2 separate regions of the Homo sapiens genome follow, and region 2 is linked to region 1. Evidence: chromatin loops called from intact Hi-C (ENCODE). Cell type or tissue: Calu3. All regions are shown on one strand.

Region 1 (8,000 bases):
AAAAAAATAGAAGTCAAGTTGAGTTATCTACATTAAAAAAAACTCCAGGTGATAACATTTTAGGTATCTAAATAAGCGTTAATTTGAAAGAAATGCTTATAACTCCATATAATTTTTTTTAAGTTTCACAAAGATTTCTAGACCTGTTTTTTTAAAAATCTACTTGAGAGAGAGAGAGAGAGACTACAAATAGAAGCATGACCTGAAAATAGCACCCACAATAAACTGCATTAGGAAAAATTTAATTAATGGGGTAAACATCCTATGCCAGTTGCATGTTTTTAATACGTGGGGATGTCCCAAACCAGCAACAATGCTACAAGACTGGAAAAGCATATTGTCTTTTCAGTATATAATAAGAGGCAGCCGAATGTAAAGAAATACCTATCCATATGTGAATATAAATAAGAAACCTAATGTAGATGAACAAATTGCTCTTCAGGATGAAGCACAGTGATGGAAGCATTGCTCTGAGAATCCAGGATTATCGAATCTTTATTATTCTTTTTTTTTTAAAAATGCAAGAATGAACAAATTGGCAAGGCTTTTGTTCCAAGATTACTTTCTTATGTATTTCTTTCACCACTTCCTGCTCCACCACCCAAAAGCTCACCTTTAAGTATCGCCTTTTAGCCAGTGATAAGCAAAGTTTCCTGGGCTGCTTTCACAACAACTGCCTGGAAAAGTGCACAATGGAAACAACCACAGCCACCATGAAAATGAATCTCACCTTTGAAACTTCCTTCCCCCAAACAAGTACAGTTATAAGTCACAGGAAATGGGGAACCCATATGCCTGTATTGAAATTTAGATAACTGTAATTATTTGAAATTTGAAATACTGAGCACAAAAATAATTAAATTTGGAAAGGCTCCTAGAACATCATCTAAGCTCCGAACATTACTTCAAAGAGAGCGTCCTTCCCACCCACCTCTATCCAAAACAAAGTTACTTCTTTAACTTCTTTCTCTGGTCTGGAAATCAACATGCCTACATCCTCTTATATTTGAATTTATTTTCTCTGCCAAAACTCAGCATCAGTGCCTTTAGGCGCACATAGGAAATGAAGTGGGTTGAATCTGCTATCTTTAGCTATCCTTCTATGCATGACTAAAAGCTGAACAGAGTTAACTGACCTCATATGTATATGAACTAATTGTATGACAAACCTGTTTTCTCCTTTATATATTAAAAAAAATTGTGTGTGTGTGAGCTTTCTAATCTTGAAATATATACATAAGGATTTTTAAAAATATACTTCATTGCAACAGGTCATTCCATTAATGGAAGCTTATTATATATTATTTCTAGAACAGTTGAGTATAGTTTAGAATTTGTCAAGTTTATTTTCTCTACCTCATTATCGAAGAAATAAAAAATATCAATGAATCCTGAGCCTATTCTGTCAAAATTGGATGGATACTATATGTAATTTAAATTGCAATAAAATTTATGTTTATCTTTCCAGTCTAGATCTAAAAATCTTGGTCTGATTTCCTCTGTAAAGAAAGTAGAAATGGTCAACTCTAATGGAATCAGATATGACTTGAAAGAAACCCAACATTCAAAAAATTTTTTAACTCAGCCAGAAAATGTCAAGATAATTAGTCCCAATCACATAAAGGAGTCATCATTTTACAAAAGTATCCAATGCTCTTTTTTAGCATAAATAATGTTCTAAAATTAACACAACCAAATTTGTTTAAAGTCACCTATAATCTAAATCCCTACAAAATAGCCTATGTAATCCAAAATGCCTCCCAGTTGCTACATATAAACATACTCACATTTTACATCTTGTATGTAAAATTTTGAGTAAAATTTTATATACATAGTATGTACATTATACTTTTCCACTTAAAACTATAGATCAGACATTCTTCTTGCTCATCATAATTGAATGGCCTTTTAAAAGTCTAGCTTTTTTTAAGTCTAGCTTTTAAATAAATGAATAAGTTTTCAATCGGAAGCAGTATCATCATTTTGTTTTTAAACAGGAAGCTTTCATCCTCTGATACCAAATAAAGAATTCAAGGCCAGAAGGACCATTTTTGAAAGCTTAATATTCTTGGTATTTATGTTAGTACCTGTGATTGATCATGCTTCCCACTTAACAATGATCTGAGGGTCCTAGCTGGGAAGCCAAAACTTATTTTGTTCATACCCTCGAACCGTAAGACAACTTAACCAATCAAGATCACTGGAAAGTATAGAGGTTGCTGTTATAAGCCTGTCCATATCCGAGGCACAGAGCTTCTCTCCACGAAAGGCTTCTCCAACAAAAGAATTATTTGCAAATTCCAAACTCTACTCTTTGGAGCTATTCTCCAGAATGCTGAAGCAGTACAACAGCCAGGACCATTTGTGGGCAGGTTTTGTAGCCAAATGAAAAATACATAGAAAACATCTCACAAAAATGGATCAAATCAATAAAGCAAATAAACACTTCTCTTCAGCACTCAGCAGGTACAGACTTATTTTCCCACCCTTCTAAAGTAAATCAGCAATCTATCTTGAAAAATAAAAAGAATATTTCACCACAAATTGACTGCATTTAATAAAATACAAGCTCTCCTGCCCAGACAGAGAAAATTTGAAATCAATAGTCAAATTCCCCATCTTCTCTAAGTGAGAGAAACTAACATATAACTTCACTGTTGCTCCATGAAATTATCCCATGGTTCTTCATGTTGCAGCAAGAACCCTGCCAATTCTTCACTTTTCAGGTAAAGAGGAAAGACAATGCACAGTAAATAAATAAACAAATGACTGTCTCCTTTGGCAAACAGTTAAAAAAGAAAATAATAGTTTCCCTGTTAGGAATAGATTCAGGACACCAATACTTGAAATGTATTGTTAGAAAGTGTACTATCAATTTTTTTTTAATTAACAGATTCCTCTCAAATGGATTTTTGTAACAATTTCTCTAAAAGTAACATGATGCAGGGCTGAATTAGCTAAAGAAAAAAAAATATTTTAAAGAAAGAACCTTAATATGGTGCTTCAACCACCATGGTGGAATACTTTCAAACTGGCACCAAGATGGACACTTGGGCAGACACAAACTGTGGGCGATGTTTTATGATTCCAACCACCATGGTGATGCCTCTGCCAAGCAAGCTTGGGAAGAATGCTCCTGAAGGGCCACAGTTCTGTGGCCTCTGTTGCTGGAAATTTGCATGTGTAGAAAGGTCCCAGGGCAAAATTTGTGGCACTTCGGTGCCCCCTTGTGACCAATTTGGCACCAGCATGAACTACACCAGCCCTTGTAGAAAGTGAGAGCAGGAATTTCTTAAATCCCACAAGAATGCAGGGTGGGGCGGAGAATTATAATGTTCTATCTCTGTGTATGTGAGAAAGTCTGATGCCGGTGCAATGAGAGATTTCTACACCACTGCTTTCTCACAACAATTCGATGCCCTCCACCTGAACCCCATGGCTGGATTTCATCTGAAGATAAACCAGAATGAACAGTCTTGCAGCCCTGGCTCTCAGACCCCCATCAACAAGGGGAATCATTTTAGATTGAAAAATGTTATGTTCTTATTATCTAAATTTAAGAAAATTGGAGATAGCATTTAAAGTCTTTTTGATAGAGTCTTTTGCTTGGCCTCAAATCTCTCTCAAATTTTGAGCCCTGCCAGATTATTTTATACATTTTTATGACACTATTTCATTTCCCCCATCATTATTTTTTTCTACATGCAAAATGACTTTTTTGGAAAATTGTGTCACCAATGGATGCAAGAATGTAACTACATTTATCAGCTCCATTCCCTTTCACCTACACAACACCTCAAAGCATTAAAAACCAATTCTACATGTAATAAAGCTTGTAAATATTTCAGATTCAATGTTGGGTTGAGGACGAAGGACAGTTTCCCCCACAAATACAAATTTGCTTCTGATGTTTATCTCTGCAGATGGTTTGACTGCAGATCCAGAATTGGATTGCCGTTCTGTCTGCAAAAATTACCTGGGAACCATCTACTCCTTCTCAACACATTTATTCACACAGCTCCAAAGACATTCCAGTGTGGGGGTTACATGCTTTCTTTGAAGGAAAGGACTGCTGGAGGTTTCAAACTTCACATTGTATCCAAGGGCTGAAGGATGAGGGAGCCAGTGATAAACCAGAGAAATGAAAGGCAGAGAAAGTAAAGCAGTGTGAGGGAAAGCACATGAATGAAAAAGAATGAGAAGAAAGTGCTTGATCTTGCATTTCTAACAAGTTCTCAGATAATGTTGATACTGCTGGCTTAATCAGTCCCCATATCCTGGGGAAAATGTCCTTTGTATCTCAAGTGGGAATAGAGTACAATTGTGACTCCTTTCTTGCTCTTGTTTTGAAAATCATTAGAAATATCTTTGGGAATCACAACACTGCACTCATGGTTTTCTTTACGCTTTTGGTAGCACAGTGGGTCTCATGGATGATGGATGTTCTGCTGTTCATCTTCAAAGACAGGTAAAGCCCTGGTTGTACTATCACCACTGCTGCTCAGTGAAACTCTCTTGTGAAGTCTCTGTGCATTTTCAGTAGGATGAAGGGGGAAACCCCTGAGTGGCTCTTCAGGATCATAAACTACTGTTGAATACTACTTTCATTGAATATTTTCATTAAAAAAAAAAGGGCTATGAATTAAGGAAAGAGAAATGATTTTTGCTTCTGCTAGTTGAATCTCAGCCTCCACCATACTTTGCAACAAACAAATTGTTTAATTTCCGTCTTAACCCTCTGTCAATATTGCCTTTATTTGGCAAGCCTTTGGTGAGAATGACTTGTACTTCCATGCCCCATGCTCCCTGATGCTAATGGTATTTACTTAAAAAAAAATCCACTTTATGAAGGGTCATGAGTCTCTAGGGGAATGATAACTGCCACAGATAGGGATTGAATCTGTTACCTTGACCTCTCTCACAGTACTTTTTAACCTAGGGCTTTGTCTTGACAAAGTGCTGTGCCTGGAATACTCACAAAGTAAGGTTACAAGTAATGTGTTGCTGCTACTAGTAAAGTACGAAAGTTTGTGAGAGATTTATATTCACATCCATACACTACATCCAGACATGAGAAGAACTTCAATGTCATCTATGGAGTAAAAACACTGCAAATTGTTTTCCTAGTTTTTGCTCTGGGAGATGTGAGAGAGAGGTCTAGAGTTCCAGTTGGTTCCCTTGCTCACCCAGGGCCTAGGACTCAATGCTTGACCCCTTGCTCTAGCAGATACTCTCAGGGACAGCCACCATGCATAATATTTGCCAGAAGAGTTAAACCACCTCTTCCTATTGAACGTGTCTTCAGCACAGAGTTGACTTGGGAACGAGACAGTGAGTCCCAGTGACCTAGAGCCCAGAAGGAAAAGATAAGAAATGTTCTCAGTATCGAGGCTTCTCTATTCTAAGTTGGAGAAACTGACAAAGGTATCATCCACAGTTTGCTTAGAAATATCTTCTACCAGACAGTCTCATAACCTGGTCCTTTACTTCACTCAGGTGTGCTCAAAAGCTTCCTCTTTAGAAAGCCCTTTTCTGATCACCCTGTCCAAAAGAGCAATCCTAACTCAGACATTCTTGATCCTATATACTGCTATATTGTTCTCTGTGGCACTTATTTCTATTGACATTACACTTGATTATTGGCTATCCTTGTCCACAGTTGTATCTCTAATGCACAGAAGAGTGCCTGCACAGTAAGTGCTCAGTAAATATTTATGAAAGGGCCAACTCAATGAACTTTGGGTACATCCAAGTAAGTACAGATGCTTCTTGACTTACAATGGTGTTATGTCCCAATAAACCCATCATAAGTTGAAAATGAATTTAACACACTGATATGGTTTGGATGTTTGTCCTCTTCCAATCTCACATTGAAATGTGACTTCCAGTGTTGGAGGTGGGGCCTGGTAGGAGGTATTGGGTCATCAGGGTGAATCTCTCATAAATGGCTTAGTGCCATCCCTTGGTGATGACTGAATTCTCACTCAGTCAGTTTACACAAGTTCTAGTTGTTTAAAAGAGTGTAACACTTCTTCCCTTTCTCTTTTGCTCCTGCTCTTGCCATGTGATGGTCTGGCTTCTACTTCACCTTCTGTCATGACTGTAAGCTTCCTGAGGCCATCATCAGAAGCAGATGCCAGCACCACACTTCTTGCACAGCCTGCAGAACTGTGAGCCAATTAAACCTTTTGTCTTTATAAATTACCCAGCTTCAGGTTTTTATGACAATGAACTAATGAACTAATACAATATGTAACCTACCAAACATCAATAGCCATGCTCGGAACATGTACATTAGCCTCCAGTTGGGCAAAATCATCTAAGACAAAGCATATTTTTATAATAAATCATTGAATATCTCATGTAATTTATTGAATACTGTACCAAAAGTAAAAAACAGAATCATCGTACGAGTATTCATCATTAATGTATACAGCTGAAGGCACAGTAGGCCTGAAGAATGTTGAAGCACTGAACTAAAATTAATTGCTGGATGATGAGGATGCTACAGATAGTCATGAGTTTATCTTAGTTTAGGAAAAGATCAAAATTCAAAGTACAGTTTCTACTGGATGTGTACCACTTTTACACCACTGTAAAGTTAAAAAAAATAGTAGGTTGAACCATTGTAAGTTGGGGACCATATGTATTTCCCATATGTAAACATTTCCTTAAAAAAAAAAAAAAAACTGAAGAACCTCTGCTCCCATCAACTATCTTCTGCTTCTCCAATTTGGGAATGACATGCCTGAGAGTACCCACATCAGAAAATACTCACAGTCCCCAGGTTAACACAGCACATGGCTCTCAAACTTTATTATACAACACAGTCACCTAGAGAGCTTGTTAAGAACCAGTGGAGCTTGATAGCTAAGCTCTACCCTTAGAGTTTCTGATTCTGTAAGTGGATGTCTGAGAATCTGCATTTCCAGCAAGTTCCCAGATGATGTTGATACTGCTGGTTTAAGGATCACACTAAACATCACTTTTTCTCTAAAATGCTGCAGTCATGGCAGCAGGTGATGGTTGTTAAATACTTTAAGAAATTAAAACACAGACATATTATGGAGTACAATGTACATTTCTCTGCATTTTTAAAAAGAAATGGTTTTCTTGCTGAGGGTTGATTTGGCATGAACGAAGTAAGAGTTTAACTCTTCCACGTGACTAAGGGCACTGGAGTACAGCTGGTTGAAGAGAACTGATCTAAGCCATGTTAGACTCAAGACAAAAGTTTCATGAATGCCCCAAGTTCTTCAATGCAGTGAGTCTCTCAAGAGGTGATGCAGAAGGAAATATCGAGGCCTGGTCTGTGGGTAGGTAGGGTGGGGAGCCCCTCCATTAGGCTAACGACAATTTCAGAGTGACCACAGGAAGCAAAGTTTAGCCTGGCAGTTAGTGGCGGGCAGCCAGGGGGCTCAGGGTTGCCAGAGCTCACCACACAGAGCGAGGCTGTAATGTCATGCTATCAGTTATCTGGGTCAGCCATCTGCGAGGCCTGTTGCTTTTCAATGGTGCTCTCGAGCCTTCAGTTTCATCTTTCTCTTTCACCCAGAAAAGAAAAGAATTGAAGGTAATTTAATGCCTTATAAAAAGGCACATCCTGTAATGTTTGCATCTTCCTTGTCCACATCATATTGCATGACTATTCTGTGGGATCCTTACCAAAAGTGACACGGGGCGAACTACCACTAGAATCCAAAGCAGAGAGTCATCTTCTGGTTGCAGACTGTCAAGGAAATGAAATCCAACCTTTAACCATCATCGTTCTCACTGAATGCATTGACCAAGTGTACTGTGCGTGATGGGCACACAGACTGGAAAAAAGCAGCAGTTTAGAAAAAGAAAAAGACAATTTCAGTGCTTTTGGTGTATGTTGCTTCCTTATCAAATGAATAAAGCTAATTCACTATTTACACATGAAACAAAATCTTGGTTCTGTGTATTCATATAAATATTTCAAAGGCCAGAGATCTTTTTCTTTACCATTTAGGTCTTCT
Region 2 (8,000 bases), 1.8 Mb before region 1:
GGGTGTCCCTCCAATTGTGCAGAACCCCGGGATTCAGACAAGCTCTTCACAAGGTCAAACAAAAACCAGACCCGGATCACGGTGCCGCCCAGGATCAAATGGGGCAGGAAGTATAAGCTTATGATGTGAGGATGGAATCTCTGGTGACTCAACAGCGTCTGCGTCCTCAAATGGTTAATTCCCCCAGGCTGTCATATTGCATAAACAGATCTTCCTTTAATAAAATTAATTAGGTTCTGAGCTTTATAGGGTGATGCCCACTGACCCTTTACATGCCTATTGTTCCTAGATCCAAGAGAAAGAAAAAAAAAGAGAGGCTGCCCAGTAGGCAAAACAGAGACCCAAGTTGAAAGATTAGAGATCTCAAGTAGGATCTGGGAGGGAGTGGAAGAAACTAGGTAGCGTTTGCTTCTGAACCGAACTAAAAAAAAAAAAAAAAAAAAACTCCAGAAAAAAACAACAGCGCGGTGGTGGGGTTTTGTTAATTTCGCCTTTTTTTTTTTTTTTGCACGCGCCACGAAATTCAGGCTGCGTTTAGCTCCTGAGAAATATCCAAAGTAATTGCAGATTGCGGAGACGCACAGCATTAGTTCAAAAAAGACCCGAGGCATTGGGGCAGGGTTAGGTGGAGGGCACCGGAGGCTCTACACAAGAAAAGCAGGAACCTGCAAACCCACGTAGATTTCCACTACAACCTTCCCTTTTCTTCTGGCTAGCCATCCAGCGCTCTCCATGGCACTGCATGGCACAAGTTGCTTCTGATAGTCTTTTAAGTTTGCTAAGGGAACTCCTCGAGGGTGGAGTGGGGGCTGGGGTAAGGAATGAGTATCCTGGTCTTTTTCTTTTTTCTTTATCATAAGGGGCTTGAGGTTCCCATCCTGGGGATTACATGAGCTCATCCTGGGCGCCTCTTGTCTCAGATAATCCGAGGCAGGGCAGCAAATACTGCCTGATTTTGTCGGAAAATTTTTTGAAAGGGAAAGAAAAGGAAAAAATCGTCGTAGACCGGATGTTTCCAATTACAGGGGAGCCAGAGAACAGAAAGTGTGTGTGTGCGTGCGTGTGTGTGTGTGTGTGTGTGTGTGTGTGTGTGTGTGTCGGGGGTGGGGGCGCGCGGTGGTTGGGAGCGATGGAGAGGATGGGGCAAGATTTGGAGAGGGTGTAGGTTGGAAGTGGGAAGAGACGCGGCAAGGCAAAATGCAAGAAATGAGGCTTCTGTGAGGAGAAGAGGAAAATAGGAAAATGAAGCAGAACTAGAAAAATGACAAAGTGTTGAGTGCTGATTTATTGCAGAAGCCTCTGGTCATTTCCATATATTGAAATGCGCCCAAGCGGCCAGTCAGTCAATTTCTTTTGAGCTGCTGCCGCCGCTGCCCACGGGCTGCCCACGTGACTCCCCCTCAGTCAGCCTCTTTACCACCCAGCCCCTGATACAGAGAGAAGAGGAGGAAAGAAAGAGAGTGTGGGGCAGAGGAGGCATCTGTGTACTCTAGTGGGTGATCTGGAGAAGGAGACGTTCGTGTGGGTCTTTGGGAAAGGAGGAATGTGGCCTAGGGAGGAGAGAAGCTGATTTCAAGCTCCATTCAAGTGTTACATCGTTACCTCTCTCTGTTTGGCATGTTTCCATCTGTTTCTCTCTCCTCTGTGTCTCTTTTCTCTGACTCTCCTCTCTCCCTCTTTATCTCTCCCCTCTTGATGGTTAAAAAAGGGGTCAGAATTCAGAGATGGAAAAACCCATCTATCTAGAAATGCATAATGAGGATGGGTGTGGAGATGTAGGATATTCAAGTCAGATTTGATTTTGGTATCTTTGATACTATCCGTTGCTTTGGTAGATTTTTATTAAAGAAAGGCACATGTGCACACACACACACACACACACACACACACACACAAATCCTAGATAAAAGCCAGTGAGTTGTTAAAAATGAATTTGCAGCATTAGAGCTGTTAGCATCATTCAGCAAGCAGGAAGCTTGATAATTTCCAGGTGTTGGGGAAAGCCGTTGTCCGGGAGCTCTTACAGAGCTTATAAATCCCTGTTGGGAGGGAGAAAAAAAATCTTTGGAGGTGAATGAAATATCAAATCACAAGACTCCTATGTAGATTTATGATTGCATAAGAGGCTTGATCATTTCCATATACTGAAATGTGCTGTTCTCCTGAGTCTGCCCAGCCCTTCCAGGAGACGAGGCGCTCCGTTCTGCCTTGATCAATGTTGACTATGAAGCAAAAAAGGAGGGGGGGTGGTGGAAAGCAGGCTGGCACCAGATGGAGCGGGGTCTCAGGAAAGGTCAAGGTTAGCCCAGGCTGCTATTGAGTCGGTAGCAGCCTCACAGATAGATCTCTGCCTCGAAGGCACCCACTGGGGCTTCTCAAAATCAAATCTAATAGAAAAGGCAGTCACAGAATGAAATCGCTTCATCTGAATGCTAAAATTGTTATTAGGCTACATTAGAGAGATATCAGGCACGTGGTTACCAAAAAAGGGAGCATGCCTAGCAGTTTGTGTCTGAAAGAAAAGCTATGAATATGTTGATAACATCAGTAATGGGCAAGTAGAAGAGATGGATATCTTTTTTTTATCTGAAGACAGACTAACATATTAAACGAATATTCCCCCCCTCCCCTTTAGCAGGACTACCTATAATTCTAATTGCTTAGAGTTCTTCTTTGGGGGAGGGGAGGTGAAAAATCATTCATTCCAGCAATAGCTGATCCTTATTGATTCAGAAGTTTGACTTACTGGAGGAATTTGTTGAGGTTTTTTTTTTTTTTTTTTTTTTTTTTTCCCAGGTGTGTGCCTTTGGAAATTTATTCCTTAGGCATTACATTAGGGGTTGACACTGGCTGGAAATCAGTCTTTCTGGCTTTGGACCATTGGAAATCTGTTAGAGGACTCCTTCCCTTTCTTCTTCCCCCTCCTCTTTTTCCTTTTGCATTGTTTTCAGAGACTGAACTGTTTCTGGAGAAAATTTCACTTCACAGGCAAACCTCAGCCTAGGAGAGTGCCTGGGATCAGACATCCATAGCCTGTTAGGGTAGCCACACTAGCATTTTTCAGACAGTCTCTCTCCCCCCAATTATCATAATGAAACCCACATTAGCTGTTTTTAACCTACAGCACAGCCATATCTTAAAGAAGGATTTAGTCTTGTAAAATAAATGCGGGCTACACTAGATTAAACATGATGACTGCACTCCAAGGGTTAATAAATTTAGAATTAACAGATCATCCCAGCTTGATACAGCTACTATAGATGATTTAATATGCAGCCTAAGCAGGTTGACAGTCAGCTCACAGATGCAGATAAGATCAAACAGTCTCTTGATTCAATAGATTGAATGGTTGTACGGAGTGTCTAGAAGGTGAGCGACAGAGCGTATATGGCAGGGGTTCTGGGAAAGAGGAGCTTCCATTCCCAACTGCTGTTTTGTGCATGCTGGTTTTCTTTTTCTAACAGTTCACCTTCTGTGGCAGTAAAACCTGGAGTAGGGGTTTAAAAATTCTCCTGATCATATAGAGTGATGGGTGCTTGTTTAAGTTTTGGGTGAGGAAAGGGTTGGTACCATTAATATCGGGATCTATTTCTAATTAGTTCTGCCTGGTAAATAGCATCCACCAGTTTCTCTCCCTTTCTCTCCTTGTGGGCCCTCAGGTCAGAGCTCAACACACAGGATACAAGATTCCTGGATGGTGCAGATAAAGGCAGGCTCATTGCTGAAATTACATAGGTAATTTCCTCAGTCCTCCACTTTGCTGTAGCTGTAAAGATCTGAATATGGAAAAGAAGTACAGAGCTAAGTTGAAATTCAAACTTCAGTATGTAGCCACGGTGAGATGTTTACATTAGGAGAGAGCTTATATTCCTAAAACTGATGTTAAAAAATAGCAAAATTAGGGAGTGTGGGGCCTTGGGGAAGATTGAGGTGAGTCTAACAGAAAAAGTTGAGTGTCTTTCATCAAGGCTTGCCTTGGTGGCTCAGAATCTAGAGTTTTTAATGTACACCTGAGTTTCTTTTGGTAGGTTTAATTTCCTTTTATCTATTTCAACTTTAGAATTTAAATAAGAAGACAAAAAAACCCCACCCAATTTCAATAAAAGTGTATGTGATTTGATGTGATAGACAAGTTTTAACAGTTTTTGTGATTTGATCAGAGCAAGGACTCCTCCTCAACCCATTAGATTCTGTCATGTGAATATATATTCAGGCAATTTAAAAATGCATATTATGTATTCAATAGACCATCACAGGTCTGAATTATATCATATTATTCTGTTCTGTCAGCTACCCCCCGCCCTGCCCATCTTAATATGAAAATCTGTAATAGAGTGACTATAGAGCTATGGCCATCAGATTTCAATGTGCCTAACTTGGTTGTTTCATTTATTTATTTTATTTCATTTTATTTTGAATATCAAAATGTCCAGTCTACACTATAAGCTAATGACTCACAAAATTTTCCTTTAATAGATAAAGCCATTTAAAGCTGTGTAATAGCTGTACATGCTGTTAACACTAACTTTTCCCTTTCTGTTCTAATGTCCTAGTAAGTGGCAGGAAATTCTTCTAATTCAGAATTTATTATCATTAGGTAACCTCTAGGAAATTCTTAAAACATTTCATTCTTTGAAAATGGTGTTTGGGATCTTGGTGAGTTTTTTTTTTTTTAAACCTATCTCTATGTAACATGCATCTTTAAAGGGTTTGAGATAAAAGCAAATTTCCAGATTTTAGGTTGAGGAATGTTTAAAGTGGAACTGTGGCTGACGGGAGGAACTCTGAACTCAGGTATGGCTGTTCCTGGAGCAGGGGAAGTGGGCATTTATTTCACATATTAACCAGATCTAAATGCTTCTGAATTTTATTCTCCCTTTCTTGGACAACCTGTGATTGCAGCAGGGGGCACCACCAACATACGAATTACTTGAAAGTAGGAGGAAGCTCCGGCTTTCCTGTTTCCCTTACTACTTGGAGGCATAACCACTGAAAACAGTTATCTCTCAGAAATTTGCATATTTATAGTGCCTCCTGCAGGTTCCTGTGATTGCTTTACAGTCAGGAAAGGTAACAGAAAAATATATATCCTCCTTTAAAACATGAAAAAGGATCATATAGGAGCAGTGACTAATAGGAGACTAATCCTTGCAAGGAAGCATGAAATTTGTTTCCTGAATATTTTTGTTTTTGTTTTGTTTTAGGATACGAAAGGAATATTTTGGAAGTTATAGGACTAAGTCCCTGATTCCTTGAAAATAGATATAGGAAAATACTTAATGTTTTGAGAAAAAAAAATCAGCATAGACTTACTTATTCATTGCCTGACTACCTCTAAAGAACAGAAAATTCCTTACAGGCGAGGAAAAGCCACCCAATAGATCATTTAAAACCCTAGTTCCATGGCACATATATTGTTTTAGTTCTCATCATAAGCAAAGAACAAATGTGTAGTGTACCTTTGGATATAAAAGTTAATTAGGTCTCAGAAGAGAATAGTTTCATTTTTATTGGCTCTGAGTTCCAAGGATACCTTTGATATACCTTTTCTTTCAGCCCTTCTTGACCGATCCTCTTTGTGGAAGCTGTCCATGGTCCAGACACTCAGGCCTGTTTGGTTCTGGATGCCAGATTTTTGTTACTCTGCTTGCTCTCTTGAAAACCACTCCACCAAAAGTCAGCATCATAATTGAAATTACACCCAGAAAAATCTAATCTTATCTCCACCTCAAGACCAAGGTGCAGTTAATGTGCTGTTTCACCAGGGGTTTCAGTTTAGTGAGAGATTTCATATACTCTTTAGTTGGTGATACTTGGACACAGGAACATTCAGGGAGGATGAGACTGAAGCTCTAATTCTGAGTCATCCTGCTTCCTCCCTGTATCTTCACCAGAACCTCTTTCTTATTTTATCACAAGTCTATTGTACTTAATTTCCTTTTCTTTTAAATGGCCGGTGTACACAGTGCTTATAGAACTGGTATTAGCAATCATCAGCACATCCTTCATGATAGTGGAATTCCACAAGACACGGCCTTCTCTGCATCTTACCCTTTCTATGCAAATGCCTATCAAAATCAAGAGGATAAAAATAATTTTTCCTGAAATTAGGTTTTACATAATAAAGACACCATGTAGTAAAAATAATATGTGCTATCAATAATACTGGAGACATAAATGCCCAAACAGCAAGCAGAAGGATTCTCTTATCACCCATTAGTCACCACAGCACTACGCGTTCTTGTATTCTACCTCTCAGTGTAACATTAGGTGATCTCTCTGCTTGTTACTCTGGCCGGGGAAATTTTCACTGAAATAATTACTGCCATCATCTTATTATTTCAGTGCAAGTTTACATACAATGTTTAGGCATTTGGTATTGTGTTGAAAAAAATGTACCTCAGGATTAATATTTGTTTCCTGGTTGTTGGTTAATCTCTCATTCCTAAAAAAATTAATAAAAGATACCAACTGAAATCAGGGGCTTTTTTGTCCCTTTTAGCATCCATAGTGACAATCTTCTTCCTTCTAAAATGTTTAAAAATTGTAAGTATTGAAGCGCAACTTTTTAGCATTGTCATAAATGTATTAATTTTGGTTGTTACTACAAATCAGATATCATGTCAATCTTACTGAGGGTAAAATAGCTGAAAACACAAGTATGGACTCAGTATTTAAATTTCTTTCTTGGTCACATTAAGTTAAAGAGATCCAGCCCCTTAAATGTGAACATCAGTGGAAAGAAACGATCCATCTTGGAATTCTGAAGACATTACTAAAGCTAAAATCATATAATTTTTTTTTAAAAGAAAGGAGTTCCTTTTTGGTTGGAGGCTGCCTCTGTTTGATTTATTTATGCTAAAATAAAAGAAAAAAAATGGAAAGCTGCATGTTCCCATGAAGGAGAGTTGATTTCTTATAAAACATGTTTTAAAATGAGCATATTTAAAATTTTCTAGAACCTTTAAATCAATACAAGCAAAAGATCTATAATCTTTAGCAAAACCCCCTTATGTGCTTAATATTCAAATAATGTATATGCTTTCCCCTAATATATTTGTAGTCAGAAGCTTAGTTTATTTTAAAAATCCACTAATTAAGCTCTGAGTTCAAGATTCAATATTTTGAGAAGAGAAGGTCATACTTCTTTACTCATCATATGTCAAGAGCATATACTGATATTTCCCTTGCTCCCTGAGCCAGGCCAGAAAAAATCACTGTTTGGGGGTGTATGGGAAGGGGGTTGCCCATATAAAGCTCTGTGAGCTTTGCCTGTTGCAAATGAAAACCAGCTAGACAGGTCTTGATATTTAAAGAACGTAGTGTCTGGAGAATCAGCCTCCAGAATTAGTCTCTCAGAGTTACTCTGTTATGATGCTCTTGAAATTTGGCTGTTTGAATATTTTGCTGCATTTCAAAATCTGAGAATTGAGAACAATAAAAAGGACATTTTGTCTATGGTAGATAGGATTTTGAAGTTCCTGGGAATCTAAGTGGTTTACTTTGTAAGTCTTTGTTCATGTACCAGACATTTTCCTAAGGTTCTACTCTGTGCTGAGGGAGAGAAAGATGAAAATGACAGAGACTGTGCCCTATAAGCTCTAACAACTTAGGACTTGGGTGATGTGGTGGCTTTTATGACATATATACAAAGATATTATACACACATATATACACAGATATTATATGGAATATACACAGAGAGACATGTAATTGTTTCCCCCTGATGGAAGTGGGTGTGGAGTTTATAATATGTAGGTTAAATAGCAGTGCAAATGGCCCATGTTTCTTAACTATTTAAAAAATGAAATAAAATAATATAATTTTCAATTATTGAGTACTTATTAGTGAGCAACGCAAATACCCATGTCTTTTTCACTGGCAGCAGCAACTGAAAATATATTTGTGGAATTCATTCCTTGATTCAGGAAATGTATTAAGTGCCTACTATGTGTTAGGGAACCAAAACAAAAAATTGGCTGGACGCAGTGGCTCACGCC

Evidence for each region. Hi-C counts contacts between places; a loop is a spot of excess contacts. Peaks named below come from ENCODE experiments on the same cell type or tissue, not always from the same donor. Only the 100,000 strongest peaks of a DNase experiment are listed, where the experiment ranks them.
Region 2: it touches region 1 in a loop (6-fold over the local background); 23 of 110 quality-filtered maps call a loop at or near these places.

The regions. Positions count from the first base shown.
Region 1 is chr2:58,757,614-58,765,613 of GRCh38, reverse strand. All of the region lies in intron 2 of LINC01122 (long intergenic non-protein coding RNA 1122), which reads right to left. Among named protein-coding and RNA genes, the nearest start is that of LINC01122, 240 kb to the right of the region's middle. In Calu3, a CTCF peak has its summit at 3,197 (motif pointing left); a DNase peak (open chromatin) is centred at 3,233.
Region 2 is chr2:60,562,597-60,570,596 of GRCh38, reverse strand. No RefSeq gene overlaps it. Among named protein-coding and RNA genes, the nearest start is that of BCL11A, 13 kb to the right of the region's middle. In Calu3, no CTCF peak of the experiment used is centred here; a DNase peak (open chromatin) is centred at 4,896.